2 separate regions of the Homo sapiens genome follow, and region 2 is linked to region 1. A link is a contact called in ENCODE Hi-C or POLR2A ChIA-PET data. All regions are on one chromosome and are shown on one strand. The core of a region is the stretch at or near the end of the contact, and the rest is flanking DNA. Distances in the headings are between cores, read along the strand shown. Region 1 has its middle 68 kb from the start of GDNF-AS1. Region 2 overlaps WDR70 (WD repeat domain 70).

Region 1 (3,351 bases), core at 130-2,629:
CTGATACCTTGATCTTGGATTTCTAGTCTCCAGAACTGTGAGGAAATTAATTTCTGTTGTTTAAGCCCCCCAGTCTGTGGTATTTTGTCATGGCAGCCTGAGCTGACCAACACAGTCCCCATCTATAAAGCTGAGATACGAATATTTAACTCTTGGGGGCTGTTGTCCAGGTTAAATGAGATAATTCATCTAAAAAAAAAAAACTTAACCAATGGCCGAGACACAGTAAATGCTCAGCAAGAGACAGTTATTATGGTTATGCAAAGGGCCAATAAAATATACATAAATCACTCCACTGTAACATAAATTTGACCTCACTACAATGAATTTGCCAGCAGTTCTAGACTAAGCCCCTAGTCCTCTCAGTTTGGTTTGCCTTCTGCTGATGTTTGAATGACTCCTGAAGGTAGACCTGGATTGTCTACCCATAGGTTTTTCAAAGACAATCCAGGGAAACTGAAATCAGTGTCTTCATTTTATCTTGATAACTTTTCCAGCTATAGTTAGTCATATTGGAGTCTTTCCATTAAGCTGAGACATCTATTTAAGATTCAGATTGTTCTTTTAAAAATAGACATTGGAGAATGCAAATATTTAGAGGCCTTACTAAAGAGTTCAGATTTTTAAGGATTTTGAGTAGAGAGAGATCACTCTTGAATGTACTCTCTCTGTTCTCTTTTTAAACTGCCAACAATTTCAAGACTGCTTTGCAAAGAGTAAACATCAAATGAAGAAATCTCCCAGGACCGCCTGAGAGGGAAGTGCAGAAGGCAGGAGAAGGGGCTTGCCCCCAACACCTAGGTGGCAGCATACAAAATCTGGTGTGTCCCAACAGTGATTGCTGAAGCCACTTCCTTCCCCCATGCTCTCCTGCTGTATAGTGTTGGCAGTGGCCACCCCAGACTAAAGGTACTGACTGTGCAGGGACATGGGGCTGTGCTGAGGGAGTAGAGCGTGCAAGTCCAAGTGCTGAAATGCTGGAAGTTCTTGTGTCAGTTTAGAAGGGGCAGCTGGCTCCCTGTCAGTTCTATTCTCTGGGAGTGCCTCGGCAGGCAGAATGCATGTTGATTTTCACCTAAATCCCAGATTGCATAATTCGCACAAGGGCATCTGATGTGGGTTGAGATTTCTCCCCTGCACCACTTAACTTTCTGCAAATCCTGCCTCTTTATCCTGGCCACTCCTTTCAGACAGGACAGCCAGAGAGTGTCTGTTTTGTTTCTAAAGAAACCGAGGCACTGGGACTTAAACTAGCAGGTGCAGCTAAGCTGACCCTGAAGCCAAGAGTTTCTGTACTCCCAAGGCAGTGTTTTATGGGCATTGTTCATAAATATCTTGTTAACCCTCAAATACAGGATCAGGGAAAGTGATCTGGTCTTGGAAGAATGCAGGCCAGAGACCCTGCAAAAGGCAAAGCCATGACTGGGGCGTAAGTCATGCACAGGGGCAGCATCTGTCTGGGTGGAACATAGTTGTGGTCATGGCTACATTACTAACCTCTCACTCAGTCATTTGTTGAAGCAGTCTTTCTTTGGGAAATGGGAGTTGGACCCTTCCCCCTTCTGAAATCCAAAATGCCATCAGTGATATCCTTCTCCATTCAGCCCATTCTGATGGCTTGTGGTGTCTTACAAGTTGCTGAAAGAATGTTGCCTGGAGGGAAGCTCTCTGGATAAAGACACGCTATGGATTCAGTCTTCCAGTGTAGAGTCTCTACATAAAAGGGCGATCAGATATGAGGCAAAGCAGATTCTAAAATGTTAGCTTGCATCGGTCATCTGGGGGGAATGATTAGAAATATGGAATCCGGGGCCCCATCCCCAGTCTTTCAGAGAGTTCCTGGATCTGTGTTTGCAACAATTGTCCTGGTTGACTCTGAAACAGGAGGTCATGGATGCTGCTCTGTGAAATACTGCTCAAGACAATACAGAGTATTCGTGTTTCTTCTGATTCTGAGCTTCAATGCATTTGGGACCCTTGGTGCCTCAGGTGCCCTCCAGACCTTGATGGCAGTGTGGCTGATCTAGGAAGACTGAAACACTCTTGGCCCCACTGCGACCTCTTGATCCTCTGGTTTTCTGCCTATAAGATGAAACACCCCCATGCTTTCAGTTTTAAGGGAAAATATACAGTATGATAATAGAGGTAATGTTGATTTTAAAAAGTGTGCTATCTTAAACTTAGATATAATTTAACAATAGCTTTCACTTTAACTTTTGATTTTCACAATAACCTCAATATCATTTCACAGTAAATCATTTCATTCATGAAGAAACTGAGGCACAGAGATATGTTCCAGAGCCAACAGCAACAACATTATCCCATTGACTGGATAGCTGAACTTAAGTTTGGGGTCCTGGTCTTTAAACTGGCCATTGGAGAAGGGTGCTTGAAGGCCTCACCAAGGAGTTTTGTTGTGGTCTTTTGTTATGAGGGGTCTCTTGAACTTGGTCCTGACATTTTCCTTTTTTGGCTCTCTTCTCTGTCCAAACTCTTACAGCACTAGAACTGGGACTGGAACACCATCCAATCACCAGGTTGGCAGTCTTCCTGGCAGGCTGTCCTGCCTTTCTGTATAAAATCCGTAGAGTACCATGTGGCTGCTGGTGCTGATTAGTGGATATAGGGGTTGTACTATTACCTTAATCCAGAGATTTACCAAAATGACATTAAAATCACCAAGAAAAACTTTTAAGACTTTTATGTGACCAGAGTCCCCTTCCTGAATTGGACCAGCTATAGCTGGATAGTCTGCCTTCCTTCTCTTAATGAGGGTATCTCATGTGTGGCATAGATTATGGTAGGAGTCAGGACACCTGAGTTCTGGTCCAGGCTTGGCCAATAATTTGCTGTGAGCTTGTGAGATTGTACTAATCTCTTGGAGTCTCAGTTCCCTCATCTATAACATGAATAATCTTACTCTGCACTTTCTGGGTCTAATATCATTCAATCTAACTCCTACAAAGCCACTGGGAATGCTAGGGATATATGAATGAATGCCTTCTCTAGGATCCAGTCATCTGGGGATGAGACATTTCCAGGGGTACAGAAACTACAGGCCTCATGGCTTGTAAAAAAATATTGGGAGTGGGTTATGTTTATTTTCTTACTCATTTGGCATATACAGATGCCCACTGCCTCCACCATTCATTTTGCTTTCAGCTTTTGTTTTGCTACCTGAAGAAAGCCCAAAACCTCTTGTAGTCACAGCAAGGCATGGCAAGGAAAAAGCTAATATGGTGACACTGGGTGCTTTAGTGCCTGGAAGTGAATAAGAAAGGATGGGCATGTCTAGCTACAAGCAGTCTTGGGGTTCCCATGTGGCCTGTTCATGATCTTATGACCAGGCAT
Region 2 (3,527 bases), core at 192-2,691, 49 kb before region 1:
ATTTTGCTTCTTTCTTTTTTGGCTTCTAGCAGTTTGGATGTTTGGCAAGATTATTCTCTGTCCGCAGAAAGGGACAGCACAGATACGTTTCCCCTCCACCCCCATGCCCACCCAAGTTTCAAACTTAAGCATACCACTGTATTTCAAAAGTCTGAAAACGTAACTAGAGGTTCAGTCATTTCCTCAGTTATTTCCGTTTTGCTTAGGCACAAAGATGGATATGTGTCATCACCCAGAAAAGATGGTTTTGTTTCTCTCTCTTAAAGTACAGTGACTGATAAGCTTTCTTTAGAGTAAGACTTGGTTAACTAGCATTAAAATTCACATGTGAAATTTACTGGGGTCCCATATAAACCTGTTTTAAGGTCCCACATCCTTTGAGGAAAGGAAAGCCAGCCTCTATTAATGAATATTCATTGGCCATAATTTTGCTCTGAATAGAAGCAGACAGCCCCATCTTCCTTCAGAGCTTCCTGGACTAGAGTTGGAATCCTGGCCTTATACAATAAAGTATATTTATGGTATTTGAAAACAAATAGGATTTTATTTGTTTTTTAAAAAAGAAATTAAAAATGCTAATGTACTTAGGATGGGAGTCTGTTTCACTTGAGAAAATGATGAGCCTCATTTGATAGCACCCATTTAGAAGGCACTTTCTGTGGAAGCTTTGCTTTAAGAAATTTACTTATTTGTATTTGCTTCTCTTGAAAAGGATAACTCTGTACTACTAAGGAGAAGTGCAATGTTCTAAGCACATTTTTGGTTAATCCCACACATTCTTGGGCCATAGCCCCTCGGCAACACTGCCAAGCCAACTCAGTTCCAGACACTTGTACTCTTGTATTTGAAAAGTGGACATATGCCATTTGGGGTGTAGACCACCCAGGTTGCTTTAGTCTGAGACATAAACTAAAATTTTAACCCTGTGACCTTTAGAGTGAAAAGGTTGGGTAATTTTATTATTTAAGATCTTAAAATTTCACATTATTCCTATAGGTTTTGTAAACTTGTGTCCTGTTGCCCTGTTACCTCTCCAACCCTCTTGCTTGTTAATAACCACTGACTGACAGACTTGCTTTTCCATAAGTTTAAGCTTTTATCACTGAGAGCCCATCTGTTGCCATCCCTCAGAAAGTCAAGTACTTGTGTAGATGGAGTGCATGCACAGAGTATGTTCCTGAAAGTATCTCATGTTTTCAACATGAAATTTTCTGTTTCTAAGACCAAGTAAAGAAAATAATTTGCTTTTACACCCGTTAGGGGAGCAAAATTATGTGTGGTTAAAACCCAGCGGAAGGCAAAACAAGCTGAGACTCTAACTCAGGACTACATCATCACCCGTAAGTCGTTAACATGCCTCTCAATCATGCATCTCTCTTCTACTCTCATGTGGTTTTGATTGCATAGCTTTAGAGACAGAGAAAGCCCTCAGAATTCAGGCATATATTACAAAATTGCCCATTCATGTGGATAGGACTACGAGTCATGTAACAGCTAACCTCTGTGGCTTCTGTGACTCATCACAGGGACAGGGTTATTTCATGCAGCTTTCAACCCAAAAGGGAAAAGCCTGTTCGAGTCCAATACATTACTTTATAGCAGTTTTTTCAAGAGTAACAGTCTATTCCAAGTGTGAACAAGAAAGAGTGCTGGTCTTGGAATCAGGAGGCCTGGGTTTGTCCAGTTCCACCACTGAGTGGCAATGTGATGTTGAACAACTTAACTTTTAATCAGGGAAGTGTGGCGACCAGAGGAAGGGTCTCTTCCAGCTTTCTCTGAAATTCTATGACCATGTGCTAGACTGATCCACAGGAATTTGTATATAAAATTAACTACCTGGGGTATGAGTAGAAAGCTTACTAGGGCAGAGTGGTTTCTCTCACGTATGTCACACAACCTCATTAATCTGGCAGATGTGTGTTCCCAGAGCCACAATCTCAAACCTGCAACAGGTGACAGCTAGGAAAGAAATAATGGATGCTACAGCGATTATCATTAGTGGATGGCCCTGTGGACTTTATCAGTGACTCAGTCTGGAGCCCAGGGGGCGCTGTACTGCTGGGTTTTCTCACTGGTGGTGGGTCTCATATGAGACCAAGTCCCTTGGAGCTTATGACCAGTAAAGAGATCCCATGACACTTTTTGCAAGAGTAGAAGTGTTAAAGTCAGTGTCATAACTAGTCTAGCTCATGTAATTACATGCGGCCTACTTAAATTCCTCCAGTCGTTTGAAGTGAAAAGCTATTTTCCCCCTCCTAAAAATACTGTTGTGTTGTGTTGCCCAACTGAGTGACGGGTGGCTATGTTTCTCAGCTCCCCTGACTCAAGGCAGGCATGTTTTACTGGTGAGTGATATGGTCTGGCCTCAGTTGGCAGTATAGGTAGAAGGTAGGAGGGGATACTGGAAGAGGTTTTGAGGTGTTATAGACATTTTATTGATATTATAAATTCCCTTTAACCTTTCCCTTCCTTCCCCTGGTCCCCCGGGAAAAGTTTCTTTTAAAGGGGGTTTAATCTGCACGTAAGAGTCAAAAGAAACTGCTAGTACTTTTCTGGGGCAAAAAAAGGGAGTTATTTAATACTTCCCCTAATAACTCTTTCCTTTTCCCCTAGAATATTATACTGTTTTCCTTTTTAAATTCTTATAATCTTTTATATTCTGAAATTTAATTTTGACATTGAGTAAACAGTAACAGCAATTGAACGCATATTACTTTGGTTTTTATTTTCTTATTTTGCTACCATATAGCAGGAGGGATAAGGCCCCATTAAGTCCCCATGCCAAGAGATTTAGGCACCTCTTGCATTCATGGCAACCTTTATCCCAGTTTCAGTGGGATAAGTGTTCCTCCCTTCCGGTTACTCAGTGTTGTCAACTCCTCCTGAGAGGTGGTCACATTTCAGAAACGTGTGAAGTGATTCCAGTGTTTATGAGACATCTGAGGAAACTTCAGGGCTGACAGCAAGCTGTTGGCATTATTCACATTTGGGTCCTGTAAGAAAAAATAAGAGGCAGTCCCAATATGTGTTTCTTTTCAAAACCACGGTAATTAAGTTTTAACTGCTACCCATGGTTTGGGAGATGGGGAGCCTCACCGATGTTTCCATGACAATATTTGACAGTATTTCCTGAGTGCTGTTAGCTGCCAGGAGAGGTGACCAGTGAGTCTGGTCTCAAGCAAAATTGGCTAATTGGTTACAGTAAGACTGTCTTTTATTATCAGATCAAGACTGTCATTATGACTTCCATTTCATCTTTCAGTTAGTCATGCTTTAACTATGTTTTTGGATGGGAAGGTTATTGTTATAATGAAATTTTTCAAATGTGACTTCTTGTAGCTCATGCCTTGCCTATGTTCCGTGAGCCCCGCCAACGGAGTACAAGGAAACAGCTGGAGAAGGACAGACTGGATCCCCTGAAGTCGCATAAACCTGAACCTCCTGTAGCAGGCCCAGGTGACTGTGATCCAGCTAGTGACCTGCAGAGGGGGTTCAGAGGCAGGGTGGGGTAATTGATATAAAATTGG

The links. A loop is a pair of places that touch in the nucleus more often than their neighbours do. ChIA-PET counts read pairs that join two places held with the same protein, here RNA polymerase II (POLR2A). Pooled maps may share reads with other maps.
Region 2: a map of dorsolateral prefrontal cortex shows a loop between it and region 1 (2.7-fold over the local background). The contact joins two enhancer-like sites. A Hi-C loop is called at or near these places in 2 of 168 maps with a recorded cell type or tissue (dorsolateral prefrontal cortex and endothelial cell of hepatic sinusoid), 1 of 37 single-sample maps with no recorded cell type and 8 of 50 pooled maps. POLR2A ChIA-PET finds 5 or more read pairs at or near these places in 1 of 52 experiments (AG04449).

What each region holds. Positions count from the first base shown.
Region 1 is chr5:37,770,437-37,773,787 of GRCh38, forward strand. No RefSeq gene overlaps it. Among named protein-coding and RNA genes, the nearest start is that of GDNF-AS1, 68 kb to the right of the region's middle. Within about 2 kb of position 1,380, at least 3 of the 41 ENCODE cell types and tissues checked have a DNase peak (open chromatin) inside an H3K27ac peak, as active enhancers do.
Region 2 is chr5:37,721,595-37,725,121 of GRCh38, forward strand. WDR70 (WD repeat domain 70) reads left to right here. Exons shown (of 18, transcript NM_018034.4): 15 at 1,261-1,340; 16 at 3,340-3,456. Among named protein-coding and RNA genes, the nearest start is that of GDNF-AS1, 120 kb to the right of the region's middle. RefSeq lists an enhancer at 2,438-3,527. Within about 2 kb of position 1,442, at least 4 of the 41 ENCODE cell types and tissues checked have a DNase peak (open chromatin) inside an H3K27ac peak, as active enhancers do.